2 separate regions of the Homo sapiens genome follow, and region 2 is linked to region 1. Evidence: read pairs that join two places in POLR2A ChIA-PET (ENCODE). Cell type or tissue: OCI-LY7. All regions are shown on one strand. Links, peaks and the distances in the headings refer to the core of each region. The heading gives the core; the rest is flanking DNA. Region 1 overlaps IST1 (IST1 factor associated with ESCRT-III). Region 2 overlaps PHLPP2 (PH domain and leucine rich repeat protein phosphatase 2).

Region 1 (2,500 bases), core at 1-2,500:
CCAAAATTTGTTCAAATTACTTCTTTTATAAGAACAACAACAAAAGAAACCTCAGGCTGGGAGTGGTGGCTCATACCTGTAATCCCAGCACTCTGGGAGGCCGAGGCGGGTGGATCACCTGAGGTCAGGAGTTTGAGACCAGCCTAGCCAACATGGTGAAACCCTGTCTCTACTAAAAATAGAAAAAATTAGCTGGGCGAACAGCCGGGCATGGTGGCTAACGCCTGTAATCCCAGCACTTCGGGAGGCCGAGGCGGGTGGATCACAAGGTCAGGAGATCGAGACCATCCTGGCTAACACGGTGAAACCCTGTCTCTACTAAAAATATAAAAAATTAGCTGGGTATGGTGGTGGGTGCCTGTAGTCCCAGCTACTCGGGAGGCTGAGGCAGAGGTAGTAGTGAGCCAAGATTGCGCCACTGCACTCTAGCCTCGGCGACAGAACAAGACTCTGTCTCAAAAAAAAAAAAAAAAAAAATTAGCTGGGCGTGATGGCAGACACCTGTAATCCTAGCTACCTGGGAGGTTGAGGCAGGAGAATCGCTTGGACCTGGGAGGTGGAGGTTGCAGTAGGCTGAAATCGCACCATTGCATTCCAGCCTGGGCAACAAGAGTGAAACTCGGTCTCAAAAAAAAAAAAAAAGATCAGAATAAATAAAATAACACACGTCAAAACCAAAAGCTTTTGTACGTATTGGAGTGTCTGTAGCCAGTCTTGACCTTGCTCTCTCCCCTCCTCACTTCGTACTTTTAGAGCTACAAACACTGAGTTTACTCCCTTAGGAAGTCTTTTTTTTTTTTTTTTTTTTTTTGGCTACTTTTAGCTGCTACTACTTTGAATAGAGCTTTCAGGATCACTACTTCTGGGCAGCTTCACTATTTTGGGCAGCAGTTCTGATTCTTTTCCTCCTCCAGATATCCTAAGAGGAAGGACTCAGTCCATGGTTTTACTTTGCTTATTCAGGATGGGGAGGCTAACTAGCTCGCGAAGTCTCAGCGAGCTGAGTGATAAAAGAGGAACTAGATGGGTTTGCTATGCCAGTGTTAAGAATTGGAGTAAAGTGAAGGATTGGGCTGCTGATCCATGTGTGACACTAATAAAAATAATGGTGTTACACTAATAAAGATAAGTATATATGTATATAAACAGAATACCGAGAACTAGGATTGTGGTCACTAGTTCATAACCATTTTTTAGAGTTTATGTTATAATTGCTTACTTGTCTTATAGTTGTTTTTATGTCAGCTATACCCATTTGATTGTGAGCCCCTTGAAGGCTAGGGAAGCTCTCATTTGAATGTCTGTTGTAGACAGTGGCTTAGCACAGTGCTTAATAGAATAGCACTCAATAAATATTTGGTGAGTGAGTGAATGACAGTAAAGATGTTGAAGCACAGTGATTTTAGAGTAACGTCTGAATCACAAAAAGAATTTTAGATTACTTACTGGACAATGTTAGTATGTGATGTGTATATAATCACATATGTATAAAAATTTGTTTATGTTTGTTAATGTATATATGAATAGTAAATGTTGACTAGAATATTTTATTAACTTTTAGGTTATTATTTCCAAAATTAATGTTCCTAATCATACAGGATAACAAAGTTTATGTTATGTTTAGCTTTGGAAACAGGTTCAAATTCTGAGATAGTAATTAAGTCAGTCTTTTGGTTTTTTTTCTTTTTTTTTGAGACGGAATCTTGCTCTGTCGCCCAGGCTGGAGTGCAGTAGCACGATCTCGGCTCACTGCAAGCTCCACCTCCCGGGTTCACGCCATTCTCCTGCCTCACCCTCCCAAATAGCTGGGACTACAGGCACCCATCACCACACCCAGCTAATTTTTTGTGTTTTTAGTAGAGATGGGGTTTCACTGCGTTAGCCAGAATGGTCTCGATCTCCTGACCTCGTGATCCACCCACCTCGGCCTCCCAAAGTGCTGGGATTACAGGTGTGAGCCACCGCGCCCTGCGTAGTCTTTTGCTTTAAATTCGTTTTTAGTCTGATTTATTTAATGTACTGGTAATCATTTAGGATATATCCTTTAGTTACTACTTTTGTGGTTTACTGTCATTGTCTTTAATGATTAGTTTCTTCGTAAAATGGGGATCTGTTGAATAGGAGTTGAAAAATCCTCAGTACTTAACAAAATAGTTTAGCAAATTGCTTTTCTTTCCTTAATTCTAAAACAAAACTAGATTATGTAAATTTGTAGAATTTTTTTAAAAGCATGTGGTTTTTAATTAAATTTTCTACTAATTAACATAATACATGAGCGACAGCTTTGTACAAAACACTGTGCTAGGCAGTGTGTGGGTGACATACCGTTCTAGGCAGTATGTAAGAAACAGTTGTCTTGCAGTGAGATTGAAACAGATTAATCAGAATTGTTAAACCGAGGGAAAAAGATATAAAGCATGCCTTAAACATCTTATTTTAACATAAAACACACAAAAGAGGCTAGCTAATCTTTAGATGAAGAGCTAAGACTTTTTAAAAT
Region 2 (16,122 bases), core at 5,130-7,629, 250 kb before region 1:
ATTCCAATGCAGGTTAAATGTGAAACTTAACACTGATAGTGGCTACCAGTTTATCCAGAGCCAGCCCCTGATGGCTCTCACACTTTTTGGCTCCGAGTTCAACCCCACACAGCTATGGTTTAGAAATGTAGACGCAGGGCTGGGCATGGTGGCTGAGGCCTGTAATCACAGCACTTTGGGAGGCAGAGGAGGGTGGATCACCTGAGGTCAAGAGTTCAACACCAGCCTGGCCAACATGGTGAAACCCCGTCTCTAAAAAAAAAAAATAAAACTTAGCCGGGCATAATGGCAGGTGCCTGTAATCCCAGCTACTCGGGAGGCTGAGACAGGAGAATGGCTTGAACCCAGGGACAGAGGCTGCAGTGACCCGAGACCCCACCATTGCACTCCAGCCTGAGCGACTGAGCAAGACTCCGTCTCAAAACAAACAAACAAAAAAAAAACGAACAAACAAAAAGAAATGTAGAGGCAGAATGCCTCTAGCAAGTCCCTACCCCAACCCTGCACAGCCTCCTCCCACACTGTGCCCAGTGGGGCAGTCATAGTGCTGTGTCGAACTCCTCCGGGGGCTCGGTCCGATCCTCTTCATGGGGCTCAGGCTCGAGCCGGCTGTCCTGGTGCTGTTTCATTTGTTCCTTCACTTCTTCTTCCAGGTCATGAGGCACAACAAACTGGTCCTCTGGTTCCATCTGAGTGGGGGCAGCAAAATAGCCAGTTTTCCTCTTGGGCACTTCTGTGGCCACTTCAATGAGGTTCAGGCTGTCCTCTAGGGGCACAATAGAGCCATTGGAGAGTTTCTTCCCATAGAGGCAGGAGGTGGAGGGAGACTTCTGTAACTCCATCCTGTCCTTGCTCATTGGCAGGAGCATGCCACTATTCACACTGTTCTGTCTTCGGATCCCAAAACACGACCCTCTAGCATGTTCCTCAGAACACAGGGTAGGAGAACTCTCTATGAGAGGGGGTGAGTTCTCCAGATCCCTCCCCCTGCAGCAGTGGATGTCTACTTCCACCTCTACCTTGCTGCCATTGGTTATGACCCCCTCAACGGGCTGGTCATCATCACTGTCCAGGCCGTTGTCAGACTGGTTACTGGAGAAGGTAGCAGAAGAAGGCTGGCGCTGAAACAGCCCAGAGGTGGGTGTTGGGTGGAGGCTGCAGCGCCGCTCTGGCCTCGGAAGCAAGGCAGTGTCCAGGCCCCCAGCATTATGCTCATCAGAAGCAGTGGACCCCACTTCACTGCTCACCTCTGAGGTGGACATCTCACTGCTGAACTCAGAGGCAATCCCACTGCTAGAGGATGGAGTGGCTGGCTTAGGGGCATCCTTGATAGTGGTGGTTGAAGCAAATCCCACAGGACCTGGGAGGGTGAGCCCATTCATTTCACAAGTGCAGCCTTCCTCACCAATATTCAAATAAACTACCATCGCCCCTACATTGTCCTGACAGCCATAGCTCTGCGCTAATGTGCACAGCTTCTTAGCAGCTGCTAATGGGTCTTGTACGTGACGTACAGCATTGACAGCTTCTGTGTAGGACAAGTGTTCCCACAATGCTTTGTTTCCCAGAATCAGCAACTCATCTTGAATGGTCAGCGGAGTGGAAGATATGTGGGGCTTGGGGAGGATCCAAGGGTAGAGGTATGTACAGCCCAGCATCCGGGTACAGCAGGTTACCCCATTCACTTTGTTGTCCTACAGAAGAGCAGGACACAAATTCTGAGAAACAAGCAACGATGAGAGCCAACTTATCTTTCTAGATCACAGTGCTTAGGGAACTATAATAAAACAATTTATATATGATTTTTCCTATGGATTAGTATAATTTTAAATGGATGCACACAAATAAATGTAGAGAAGTCCTAAAAGACAAAATATTATATGGTTACTATAGAGCCAAGTAAAAATAAGTGACTAAAAGGCACCACCATCCCAAAAGATGTTTGCTTTAACATGAAGAACAGGCCTCAGTATGTCTATAAATAGAGAAACATGACAGAAAAACAGTAAGCAGAACTATCATTAATTCTCTATCACTAGTACTCTCAGAGAGGATGAAACAGAAAGGTCACTAAAAGTGATTTCTCACTTAAAGGGATGTCAGCTGGGACTGAAAAGATACCAATGGCAAAGACAATCTTGGCAGTTAAGGCATCAAATAATCTCTAAGGTTATTCAGCCTAAAAAAGGGGAGTCTGAGATGTGCAGCATAATTTACCTATGCTCTGGGGACTGTATCAAGAATAAATAGCGATCAAATCAAAATCCCTGTAATTCAAAACTTAGAGGAAACAGAGTAACCCTGCTTGCAGGTTGGGAATGCTCACAAGCCAGACACTTTGTTGTACTGATTTCAAGAAACGAAAAAAATACAAAACAAAACTCTAAAGTCATCAATAAATTAATATCACAGTTGCAATCACCCTCTGGGAGAAGACCTGAGCTTATTCGCCAGAATTTGTCATAAACTCTAAACTGTACTTTCTTCATCTGTAAAATGAAAATGGGAGTTTAACAACTACCCACTGAATTAGAAACTCTGGGGCTAGGGCCCAACAATTCATGGGAGTTACTGTTAAGATTAAGGAAAATAATAAAGGTATGGTGTTTGGCAAATAATGGACAAACAATAAATGCTTGTGGCTAAAATAACATTTATAAAAATACTTCCTACTTGTCTACAATCCCCTAAGAAAAATCTAAACATTGGCCAGGGACGGTGGCTCACGCCTGTAATCCTAGCACTTTGGGAGGCCGAGGTGGACGGATCACCTGAGATGGGAGTTGGATACCAGCCTGACCAACATGGAAAAACCCCATCTCTACTAAAAACACAAAATTAGCCAGGTATAGTGGCGCATGCCTATAGTCCCAGCTACTCGGGAGGCTGAGGCAGGAGAATCGCTTGAACCTGGGAGGTGGAGATTGTGGTGAGCCAAGATCACGCCATTGCACTCCAGCCTAGGCAATAAGAACGAAATTCTGCCTCAAAAAAAAAAAAAGAAAAGAAAAATCTAAACATTATCCAAATTCTATAAAAAGACTAGTCAAACAAAAAGTTATCTGAAGCCAGGCGCAGTGGCATGTGCCTATAGTCCCAGCTACTCAGGAGGCTAAAGCAGGAGGATCACTTAATCCAGGAGTTCAAGTCCAAACTGGATAACACAGCAAGACCTTGTCTCTAAAAAAAATAAAAATAAAATAACTAAAAATTTAAAACACTATCTTTTATCTTTCATTTGTTTTGACTGAAAGAGCTTCCCAAAACTAATGCCTCATACTTCCAGAATTCTAATAGTATCAATCACATAAAAATGATGGTTTTTGATTTTGTTTCCTTAGATGAACTCTAATATAGAATTCTGACAAAACAGCCCAGAAATGGACCCACACAAATACAGTCAACTGATCTCTGAAAATCAAAGAGCAAAGACCATACAAAGGATAGTCTTTTCAACAAATGGTCCTGGAACAAGAGGACACCTACATGCAAAACATGAATATAGATACAGAGCTTACACTTTTCACAAATATTAACTCAAAACAGACCATGGACCAAAATGTAAAACACAAAACTAAACTTCTAGAAGATAACACAGAAGAAAATCTAGGTGACCTTGGGTTTGGCGATGAGTTTTAGATACAATACCAAAAGCACGATCCATGAGATAAAAACTGACAGGTGGGCCTTCATTAAAACTAAAAGCTCTGCAAAAAAACACTGTTAAAAGAATGGAAAGACAAGCCCCAGACTGGGAGAAAATATTTGCAAAACAGGTATCTGATAAAGAACTTGTTTCCAAAATATACAAAGACTCTTAAAACTCAACAATACAGAAACAAACAATCCAATTTACAGTTCTCAAAAGATCTGAACGGAATTCATCACGGAATTCCACTTTGTGATAAACAATGTTCACAAGTAATTGCTAAAGTTCTTCTGAAAGCAAAAATGTTAATTTCTAAAAAAGGAGAAAAGCTATAAAACAGTAGAAATACTGATGTTTCATTATCAAAAGAGAACACCAGAGCATACTACACCACATAGAGTATAAACACAAAACATTTTGAAACTTTGCATTTCAGAATGGGGATGTCAAACTAGAGAACTCTTTCTTCTATTTGGAATAACAAACCAGATGAGCTGGAAATTAGCTAAGGCAGATATTTAACATCCATCTTACAACCCAGCTATCAATATACAGGATCACAAATTAGGATTTTGTATTTCTAATTCACTTTGCTTTTTCTTTGTGCTAGTCACTAACTGATCAGATTTTCCTCCAGTACTGTTGCTGAAACCATCTGCATTGAACTTTTATCTGGATTGGATACAATTTACAGGGCATGATAGGAAGAAAATGGGCCTTCATCACCTCTACACAAAGCAGCCTCCACTGATTTGGGGAGCAGAAGTGACTGGCGGGGAGCGGAACACACCTCTGTGATGATGGCTTTTTGGTCCTTCACCCTTTGAGCCTCCTCTGGGTCCTGCTCCAGGCTGAAGACTTTAGAGAGGGGCACTGGCTTCCCACCTCGGCACAGGACTGCTTGGCACGTGCCAACATTGGCTACAGTCAAGCTAAAGCTACTTGCTGGATCGGCAGTGTCAGGGCGGATGTAGCACAGGAGAGCGGAGGAGCCCAACTTCTGGCCAGCCATTCCTAATTTCCTGTTCAGAAAGAAAAGGAAAAGAAGACGTGGTGGCTAGTTTTAGAAGAAAGTGGTGGTCCTGCACGTACATCCCTTCTTTTTTTTTTTTTTTTTTTTTACCATGTGATCGTGAACCAGCCTTACCCTTATCCACCTAAATGCAGACTTGCTGTGGCTGATGGTGGTGGAGACAGTTCTGCCTTCCACTCTCGCTGAGGAAAAGGTTTTACAAAAGGGAGATAATCTCCCTTTTGCATCTTTCTCCATAGCTTTTGTGTCTGATCAAAGACTTCCTAATTCAGGGGCTCTCAAACTTTAACACATCAGAATCCCCTGAGGGCTTGTCAGAACAGGGACTGCTGGGCCCTAGGCCCAGAGTTTCTGAATCAGTGGGTAAGAGGCTGGCCCAATAAACTATACTTTAAGCAATTTCTGGTGAGGCTGAGAGGCTGCTGTTCCTAGAACAACACTTTGAGAACCACTCACTTAGGTTCTAAGTTCCTCGAGGGAAGGACCATGATTCTTGCATTTCCCCCATATGCAGGGCATCCACGCGTCTGTACTTGGAAACAATGTTAACGAGGAACAGACACTAGCAGAAAGACCTAGTTTCAAATCTCAGCTCTGCCATTTTCTGGCTACAGACACTCAGCAAGCCATTTCTCCAGGAAATTTCTCTGATAAAATATATAGCATGGAAAATACTTGCTACAATTCCTGGCTTGAGTTGCTTCATAAATGGAGTTCCCTTTCCTAAACCCTTTATTTTTGCAAAGTCTCTAGCTCAATTATACTACTGAAAAACTGACTTCTTCCTAACACTTTGCTTTGTGTTATGACAGATAAAACTAATTCAAGCCCATCCTGGCTAACACGGTGAAACCCCATCCCTACTAAAAATACAAAAAATTAGCCTGGTGCAGTGGCTCACGCCTGTAATCCCAGCACTTTGGGAGGCCGAGGTGGGCAGATCACGAGGTCAGGAGATCGAGACCATCCTGGCTAACACGGTGAAAACCCATCTCTACTAAAAATACAAAAAATTAGCCGGGTGAGGTGGCGGGCACCTGTAGTCCCAGCTACTCGGGAGGCTGAGGCAGGAGAATGGCGTGAACCCGGGAGACGGAGCTTGCAGTGAGCCGAGATTGCACTACTGCACTCCAGCCTGGGGGACAGAGCAAGAAGACTCCGTCTCAAAAAAGAAAAAAAAAAAAAAAAAAAAAAAACTAGTTCAAGCTCCAAGCTGTTCCATTTCAACCTGGATTATACAAGTTGACAAACAACCTCTCAGTTGTTCCTATCCTTTATCGGTCCACCTGACATGCAAATGCTCCATTACAGTTAGGTTATACAGATGTCCTCAACTTATGATGGTTCAACTTAAGATTTTTTGACTTCACGATGGTGCAAAAGCAATACTGTATGCATTTAGTAGAAACTGTACTTTGTATTTTGATCTTTTCCTGGGCTAGTGACATGTGGTACGATGTTCTCTCATGATGCTGGGCAGAGGTAGCGACCCATAGCTCCCAGCCAGCCACTTGATCACAAGGGTAAACAACCAATACAGTGCCCTGTGTCACCACATGATTTTGCCCAACTATAAGCTAATGGGGTAAGCGTTCTGAGCACACTTAACGTAGGCTAGGTGAAGCCATGATGTTCGTTAGGTTAGGTGTATTAAATGTAGTTTCTACTTACCACATTTTCAACTTATGATGTCAGGCTTACATCCTTATCAGGGTGTAACCCTATTCTAAGTTGAGGAGCATCTGTATATGGTTTTTGCCCTTAAGTGGCTTATACTTTACTTAGAAGATTAGTTTGGTAAAACCCCAGAAAGAGGCATTCTAAACGTTATCAATCTGATAAGTATTTGGTTAACTGTTTTGTAGGTCACTGACTGCTTGGACAATCTTATGAAAGCTGACCACCTTCCTCCTCAAAATGTACAACCACATATATATACACACACAACATTTTGCACATAAATTCTGGGCTTCCCAGATCCTCAGCAGCCTTTGGATTCAACAGAGAAAACAGATGACCCCCACAGGCTTTTGAAAGAGCCGAAGTCCCCGCACTCCATGCTCATATAGAGAATGATCATAGAAGACAACAACGTGAGTTCTCTCCTTGATCCTGTATCCATAATTTAGACCCTGACCTTCTGGTTTAGAAAAATATATTTTCCAAAAGTAGAACTGAGTTAGGGATTTTTCAACCCACCTGCTTACCTGTGAGATACCAAGAAGGTGTTAGCCATGAAAACTGTGTCATTAGTTGACTGCTGTACCTCTTCTAAAAGCACATCTGCCATCGTACACTGCAGCAGGCGCGGGAGCTCCTCATTTCGGTCTCCATCAAACATGCCATACACAGCTCCCACCCCCTCTGCAAAGCTATCCATAGCAAGTGCTGAGACACACAGCCTATAATAGAAACATGAAAACAGAAAACAGAAAAGTTACTGGTAAAATATTATTCTCCAGGGAGCATTCTTTTTTTTTTTTTTTTTGAGAGGGAGTCTTGCACTGTCACCCAGGCTGGAGTGCAGTGGCATGATCTTGCCTCACTGCAAGCTCCACCTCCCAGGTTCACGCCATTCTCCTGCCTCAGCCTCCCGAGAAGCTGGGACTACAGGTGCCTGCCACCACGCTGGGCTAATTTTTTTGTATTTTTAGTAGAGATGTTAGCCAGGATGGTCTTGATCTCCTGACCTCATGATCCGCCCACCTTGGCCTCCCAAAGTCCTGGGATTACAGGTGTGAGCCACCGCGCCTGGCCAGGAGCATTCTTTTAAAAAGTAAGTATTAATTAAAGGTGGCAAAGACTACTAGCAAATCGTAATCTACACGTAAGAAAAGTCCCTAGACATGATAATTAAGCAACATCTGAAAGAGCTAATGTCCTAAGGAAAGGGGAAACAGTCGCATTCATGGGCAGTACATATTAGCTTTGCAATGCTGCCAAAGGCTGGTAAGATAAAGCACTTTCTCTTAGTAGTGACTAAGGATTAGCTTTGTCAAGGCCTATCAGTCAAAGACCACCAGAGCACACCTATGGTTGAAAAAGTTGAGTTTATTACCCCTTATAGCAAATGAGAGTGCACCCCATGGAACCCCGGGGTATACAGGTAAGTCTTGCTGAAAAGAACCCAGTATAGGGTTTGGACTTTGGTTTGGTCACTTTGGGGAGGGTCTAAGGAAGAGGATCATACTAGACTGGGTGTCATCAGAAAGTGAGGCCATTCTATTGCTGGGTATAAAACTTATCTATAGGGAAGGAAAATTAGCAGAAGGATAAAGCTGTAACTGGTAAAGAAAGTAGCATCTACCCATCTTAGCCATGAAAGGGGGTGTTTGGTATTCTGTTGACTACACATTAGTATTGTTTTTGTCTTAAAACGTTATCATGATCCCAAAGGGATCTTATCTGACGCTGATGTTCTATGATTTGTCTGTGTACAACAGAACAACATGGCCTAGCTATTATGAGCATCAGGCCAGTTCTCAGATGCCAGGGGCTGCCTTTTTTCTTTCTCAGTCTCCATGGCCAATATACTCACTTATTTCTCTGCCCTGCCATCTCAGCCAGTCCATGGCTCCAGAAGGTTGACGTAACTGTAGAATCTGTGGTTGGCAAAGGTTTCTGATCAATTTTCAGGGTTGTGATATGGCTGTGGGAGGTGAAGGAAGATTAAACCATATATTCTTCTGTATTTTACAAAAACTATCCCAACAATAGTATTCTTTTTTTTTTTTTGAGATGGAGTCTCCCTCTTGTCACCCAGGCTGGAGTGCAGTGGTGTGACCTCAGCTCACTGCAACTGCTGCCTCCCGGTTCAAGCAATTCTCCTGCCTCAGCCTCCTAAGCAGCTGAGATTACAGGTGTATGCCACCATGCCCGGCTAATTTTTGTATTTCTTTATTTTATTCTATTTTATTTATTTATTTTTTTGAGACGATCTCCCTCTGTTGCCCAGGCTGGAGTGCAGTGGCGCAATCTCGGCTCACTGCAACCTTCGCTTCCTGAGTTCAAACGATTCTCCTGCCTCAACCTCCCAAGTAGCTGGGATTACAGGCACCTGCCGTAACAACCAGCTAATTTCTGTATTTTTAGTAGAGACGGGGTTTCACCATGTTGGCCAGGCTGGTCTCGAACTCCTGACCTCAAGTGATCCGCCCGCCTCGGCCTCCCAAAGTGCTGGGATTACAGGTGTGAGCCACCGCTCCCGGCTAATTTTTGTATTTTTAATAGGGATGGAGTTTTGTCATGTTGACCAGGCTGGTCTCAAACTCCTGACCTCAGGTGATCCACCCACCTTGGCCCCTCAAAGTGCTGGAATTACAGGCGTGAGCCACCACGCCCGGCCAACAATAATATTATCTTTTTTTTTTTCTCTTTTTTGAGAAGGAGTCTCGCTGTGTCGCCCAGGCTGGAGTGCAGTGGCGTGATCTCTGCTCATTACAAGCTCCGCCTCCCGGGTTCACGCCATTCTCCTGCCTCAGCCTCCTGAGTAGCTGGGACTACAGGCGCCCGCCACCTCGCCCGGCTAATTTTTTGTATTTTTAGTAGAGACGGGGTTTCACCATGCTAGCCAGGATGGTCTCGATCTCCTGACCTCGTGATCCACCCACCTTGGCCTCCCAAAGTGCTGGGATTACAGGCGTGAGCCACCGCACACGGCCAATAATATTATCTTTTAATAAAATAATCTATGGACTGACTAAGATTCATTTCCAGAGAGACTGATGAAAGTAGTATGCTGAACTACTGGCAAAGAAGGAGGGGAGAGAAAGGAAAGGGGTAGGAGGATCAAAGGGGTAGGAGTTTCAATAAAAAACTAAGCACAACAAAGATTTCTATGTTTTAGCCAACCATCTATTTATGTTAAGTATTTTGATACAATGAAGTCTTGGTACAATGGATGAACTTGTATTGTCTCTTAGATATTATATAATCTGTGCCACCTAAAACATCTATGCCTGTTGTGAAAATATTCAGTATGTTGGGGGGTAGTAGCCATGGAGTAGTCCTAATATAAACAGGTTGACTACTGGATAGAACATCTATTCATAACTTAATCAAAGAAGAGAACCTAGGGGCTTTATAGCCTAACTTCATTCTGTTCTTTTAATTAATCAAGATCTCCACAGTACTAAGGAAGACCTACACATGGCTGGTGGGCTAAGAGCACATAGAGATTCCATTTCAAATTTTTTCCTACCTAAATATGTCCAGTGTCTTGTGTTCCAGAACCAGATTTGTATTTCCAGTCAGGTCAAGGTCTTGTAATGTAGCAGGCAAAGCCTCTGGAATCAGGATTTCTGTCAAGTCGTTGCAACTTAGGTCTACAAACTAAGAAAAAATTGAGAAATCAAAAGAAAATACATCACAGAGACTTAGTTCTTTACTCCCAAGTGTCCAATCTCTTACTATATCCCCAAAGAGGAACTTAATTTCTTCCCAGGAATCCATTACATAAATTCTGGTCCCAAACTGGAGCACATAAGAAGACAATAATATTTTTCCTTATAAGAATAATCTCATTCACACTCCTTTCTTCTTCTTTATAAAAGGAAAATAATGTCATTCACTCTCCTGCCATTTCCCCCAATAAGGACATCATTCCAGCACACAGAAGTACCTGGATCTGAGGCAACTGCAGTATTTCTGGGAAAATGCTGATGTTGTTGGAGTGTGCAACAAGGGTGTGCAGCCTTTTACAGTTTGCTATGGTTGTGGGAATGGTTTTAAGCTTGTTGCCACTTAGGTTCAGTTCCTCCAATTGCTCCAATTTATTTAGTTTGCTGAAAAAGAAACAACAGAATACTATAATGCACCAAGACTGAGCAGCTGCCAAGGAAGTGCTATTCTACAGCAGCCACAGAGTACAGAAGGCCGACACGGTCCACTGCCAGATGACTGGTGAGAAATGAAACCGATACCAGGAATACCAGGAAAGGCAATGGCTCAAGAAGATAACTACTCCTGCTATAACTAAGCCTGATCTGCCTCAGTGTGTTTCAAGGGCTGTTGGATCTTGTGGGCAGGAACATCTTCCTGTTACCTAATGTACAAAAAGTGGCTAGAAAAGGAGTGGCCTCAAGTTGGGGGATTAGTCTTGATGCTTGCTTTACCACTAACTAGCGGCAAAATACTAAGTAAGTCAATGTCAGCAGTCTTTAATACCCTCAGCTGTAAAAAATGAAAAATGAGGTTGTACTAAATCATCACAAAGATTTTTTTTTTTTTTTTTTTTTGAGATGGAGTTTCACTCTTGTTGCCCAGGCTGGAGTGCAATGGCCTGATTTCAGCTCACCACAATCTCTGCCTCCTGGATTCAAGCAATTCTCCTGCCTCAGCCTCCCGAGTAGCTGGGATTACAGGCATGCGCCACCACGCCCGGCTAATTGTGTATTTTTAGTAGAGACAGGGTTTCTCCATGTTGGCCAGGATGGTCTCAAACTCCCAACCTCAGGTGATCTGCCCACCTCAGCCTCCCAAAGTGCTGGTATTATAGGCATGAGCCACCGCACCCGGCCCATCACTAAGATTCTTTACAGTTTTAAATTTCTATACTTACCCATTCATGACATTAACTCATCTCCACTAAACATTTATCAAGTTCTTATTATACACACAGCACTGTGCTGTGAGGCAAGTGATTCACACTGTTCCATGACTGAGCAAAGCTTTCTACATGGTAAGCAAAATAACTTAAGTGAGACTAACACCTTCAGGTTATTACAAATAGTTCTAATTTATTTTGATTTATTGGTTTAAAAATTACAAAAATAATAAACTGCTGTTAACATGGAGAGAAAGTGAAAAATAAAGAAATACATCACCAATACCAGCAATCTGAAAGAATCACTTTTATCATTTTGCTGAATTTCCTATCAAATGTTTCATATATTTGTTTTACAAAAATTTTATATCTTGCCTTTTTCATATAACATATCATAAATAATTTCTACTCCTAGAAATTTCATATTTTTAAATAACTAAGCTTTGTAAATTACAATTATTTTTTCTGATAAAAATAATATATACTCACTGAAAAAAACTGAAAAATAGAGACAAACAGGAAAAAAAATCTTTTAATGCTACTTCATTAAAATAAATTAAATAATCTCTGATAACATTTTAGTAGATAGTATTCTCGTCTTTCTTAAGGCATGAAACTACACTTTTCAAATTAAAAAATGGTATTATAGGCCAGGTAGGTGTGGTGGCTCACACTTGTAATCCCAGTACTTTCAGAGGCTAAGGCAGGTCAGTCGCTTGAGCCCAGGAGTTTGAGGCTGCAGTGAGTTATTACTGCACCACTGCACACCAGCCTGGGTGACACAAGACCTTGTCTCAAAAAAAAAAAAAAAAAAAAAAAAAAGGTACTATATTATATACACTGTATTTTTTTTTTTTTTTTTTTTTTGAGATGGAGTCTTGCTCTGTTGCCCAGGCTGGAGTGCAGTGGCGCAATCTTGGCTCGCTGCAACCTCTGCCTCCTGGGTTCACACCATTCTCCTGTCTCAGCCTCCCAAGTAGCTGGGACTACAGGCACCCGCCACCATGCCCGGCTAATTTTTTGTATTTTTAGTAGAGATGGATGGTCTCGATCTCCTGACCTCGTGATCTGCCCACCTCGGCCTCCCAAAGTGCTGGGATTACAGGCGTGAGCCACTGCGCCCGGCCTATACATTGTATTTATGATTTTATTTAACAATATATTTTAAAAGTGTTCCCATGTCCAAATCTCGTGCTTTTTTCCCTTATCCTGCCTGGATTTTTCTGACTTGTAAATAGAAATGCAGCCTCCTCAATCAGTTTCTGAGTACCCAGAACTGTGCTAGATTCTGAAAATAGTTCAAAAGAAACAAACAAGATTTCTATTGTGCCTATACAATTACAACACTGCTCAGGAAATGAACTGATAGTGGATTTATTATTTAGTACAGAACACACATTTTTAAAAATATGTTGTTCCTGAATTCCATTCAGTTTTATTATATATATTCAGATTACTCTATTTTTTGTGATGTTAATTCTTGTCTTTGTCTTTTTTTTTTTTTTTTTGAGATAGGGTCCCGCTCTGTTGCCCAGGCTGCAGTGCAATGGCGCAATCTCAGTTCACTGGAACCTCCACCTCCCAGGTTGAAGCGATTCTCATGCCTTGGCCTCCTGAGTAGCTGGGATTACAGGCAGGCACACAACACCACACTCAGCTGATTTTTGTATTTTTAGTAGAGACAGGGTTTCACCATGTTGCCCAGGCTGGTCTTAAACTCCTGATCTCACGTGATCCACCCAACTCAGCTTCCCAAAGTGCTGGGATTACAGGCGTGAGCCACCGTGCCAGGCCTAATTCTTGTCTTTATTACTAACTTCTTATTTTCATTTTCTTTGATATGTTTTAAGTTTTATATCAACCTGCTTTTGACCCCTCCAACAATAAAAGTGTCATCAAATTAGGTTTTACAGCATTATGCCTGGTACCATCCAACAGCTTCCAGTGGTCTATTATTTTCACTTTATATGAACATATTTGAGGTCAATTAGGTTAATCTGATAAAATTTCAAGAGAGCTACCACACCCTGAAATTAAGATTCTGCATTCATTTTAGAAGTCATTAAAAAAAAATGTAAAAGTAAAAAGTCATTGTTTTAATTCTTTCAAGGAGGCTGACCAGGCACAGTGGTTCACACCTATAATCCCAGCATTTTGGCAGGCTAAGGTGAGATGATCACTTGAGGCCAGGAGTTCAAGACCAGCCTGGACAACACAGCGAGATCCCACCTACACAAGTTTGTTTTGTTTTGTTTTGTTTTTTTTGAGATGGAGTCTTGCTCCGTTGCCAGGTTGGAGTTGCAGTGATACGATCTTGGCTCACTGCAACCTCTGCCTCCGGGGTTCAAGCGATTCTCCTGCCTCAGCCTCCCAAGTGGCTGGGATTACAGGCGCCCACCACCACACCTGGCTAATTTTTGTATTTTTAGTAGAGACGGGGTTTCACCATGTTGGCCAGAATGGTCTTGATTTCTTGACCTCGTGATCCGCCCGCCTCGGCCTGCCAAAGTGCTGGGATTACAGGCATGAGCGGCCACGCCCGGCCTCTACAAGTAAAAGGTTAGTCGGGTGCGGGCCGGGCGCAGTGGCTCACACCTGTAATCCCAGTACTTTGGGGGGCCAAGGTGGGCGGATCACGAGGCCAGGAGTTCGAGACTAGTCTGGCCAATATGGTGAAACCCTGTCTCTACAAAAATACAAAAAATTAGCCAGGTGTGGTGGCACATGCTTATAATCCCAGCTACTTGGGAGGCTGAGGCAGGAGAATCACTTGAACCTGGGAGGCAGAGGTTGCAGTGAGCCAAGACCACGCCACAGCACTCCAGCCTGGCCAACAGAGCAAGACTCCATCTCAAATAAATAAATAAATAAATAAGTTGGGTATGGTGGTGCATGCCTGTAGTCCCATCTCCTTGGAAGGTTGAGGCAGGAGAATCACCTGAACTCCAATCAAGTTTCTCCTGTATGTCTTCTGAAGCTCTATCTCATGTTGTAAATGGTAAATGTTCATAAAAATTATAATTTTATAATTTACATACATATAATTTCATCCAAAATTATTAATATCAAATGTCATTGCCTCACATTCTTAGTTTTTGAAAATATTATTTTTAATGACTACCTTCATGGCATAGATTTTTCTGGTGTTAAATTTTCCAGGTTTTAGCTGGTCATGGTGGCATGTGTCTGCAGTTTCAGGTACTTGAGAGGCTGAGGTAGGAGAATCACTTCAGCCCAGGAGTTTGAGACCAGCCTGGCCAACGTAATGAGATCCCATCTCTTAAAAAAAAAGTTCTAAAGTTGTTTTTTTTTTAACCAAATGTACTTTGAAAGGTATTTACTTATCCACTGACACTGTCTCAAACTTTCACAGCATTAAACATCTTTCTTATGTCTTCTTATAGGTATAGCCTGGCTAACTACTATTCATCTCTTCCTCCAGGGAGCCTAGCCCCATCCCCAGGCTCTGTGCAGTGTGACCGGCAATGTATGCATATCGTCTTTAACAGCCTGCCTTTCTATTTATTTATTTTATTTACTTAGTTATTTTTTTGAGACACAGTCTCACTCTGTCGCCCAGGCTGGAGTGCAGTGGTGCAATCTTGGCTCACTGCAACCTCCGCCTTCTGGGTTCAAGCAATTCTCCTGCCTGAGCCTCTCGAGTAGCTGTGATTACAGGCATGTGCCACCACGTACGGCTAATATTTTGTAGTTTTAGTAGAGATGGGGTTTCACCATATGGGCCAGGCTGGTCTCGAACTCACGAACTTGTGATCCGCCCGCCTTGGCCTCCCAAAGTGTTGGGATTACAGGCGTGAGCCACCACTCCCAGCCAAACACCCTGCCTTTCTTAGACTGCACTGCAACTGCCCATCCACTTGTTTATTTTCCCAATTTGACTATACATTCCTAGAGGACAGAGACTGTAACTGTTCACAATACTTGACATATAGTAAGCATTCCATTTTTGTATTATGAATAAATAGATAACAGTATTTTACAAAACAGTGCTGACAAGAGAAAAGAAAAAATTGTCTTCAGAATCTGTTTCATAAGCCTGTACTTTTCTAGATTGACTATTAGACCATAATTAAGAAGTCACAACTAAAAATTAAACATATTTTAACCAATTTTCCTGGTTACCAATACTTAACAGGGTACTAACTATTAAGATGAGATTTTGCCACTCAACTAGTGAAATCATAGCATCTGTAAGTCAGTGAACGTAAACAAAGAGTCATAGTCAGATGGCTATATTTTTTCTGACAAATATAGAATTAATGTTGTGTATTTGAAATGATCAAAGTTTGCATTCATTTTACCTTGCAGGAAAGGTCTGTAACTGATTGTTTGCAAGGTGCAAGATTCGCAGGTGCAGGTGCCCTACCAGGACAGGTATGCACTGATCCGTCAGGAGATTGTTGGTCAGATAAAGCAGCTGCAGCATACTCAAACTCTCCTCTCCAGTGCAGGCGGATGGTAAAGACTCCAGACTATTTGCAGATGCATTCAAGTATCTGAGACTGACAGAACACACACAGATCATCACCTCCTTTAAGTTTATTTGCTGCCTTCCTATATAGAAACCATCATGTCACCTCAGTATGGAATGCTGCCATTCTAAGCTTCCAAATGGGAAAAAAAAAAAAATCTCCACGTAGTTTTTCTCTAATTGATCCTATCCAACCCAAAGTTCCTTTTACTCAACTCATGCAAACCAAGTAGAGAGGAAAAAGTACAAGCCTGGTTGTTTTCCCAGGCTTCTGGAGTGCCTGATTCTAACCTAACTTCATCTTTTACTCTCAAACTGCCTACTGAAAGGATGTTGCTGAATATCATGTTCACATGTTTTTGAACTGTGAAGACACCATTTAGAAAAACTTTTGTCTGGGCCAG

The links. ChIA-PET counts read pairs that join two places held together with the same protein. Peaks named below come from ENCODE experiments on the same cell type or tissue, not always from the same donor. Only the 100,000 strongest peaks of a DNase experiment are listed, where the experiment ranks them.
Region 2: POLR2A ChIA-PET joins it to region 1 with 8 read pairs; 4 of 35 experiments call an interaction of 5 or more read pairs at or near these places.

The regions. Positions count from the first base shown.
Region 1 is chr16:71,899,540-71,902,039 of GRCh38, forward strand. All of the region lies in intron 1 of IST1 (IST1 factor associated with ESCRT-III), which reads left to right. Among named protein-coding and RNA genes, the nearest start is that of IST1, 5.3 kb to the left of the region's middle. In OCI-LY7, for the core only: no CTCF peak of the experiment used is centred there; a DNase peak (open chromatin) is centred at 992.
Region 2 is chr16:71,648,351-71,664,472 of GRCh38, forward strand. PHLPP2 (PH domain and leucine rich repeat protein phosphatase 2) reads right to left here. Exons shown (of 19, transcript NM_015020.3): 13 at 15,549-15,749; 14 at 10,303-10,465; 15 at 9,883-10,013; 16 at 8,221-8,331; 17 at 6,890-7,084; 18 at 4,440-4,671; 19 at 1-1,694. The coding sequence ends at 540. Among named protein-coding and RNA genes, the nearest start is that of MARVELD3, 30 kb to the left of the region's middle. In OCI-LY7, for the core only: no CTCF peak of the experiment used is centred there; no DNase peak of the experiment used is centred there.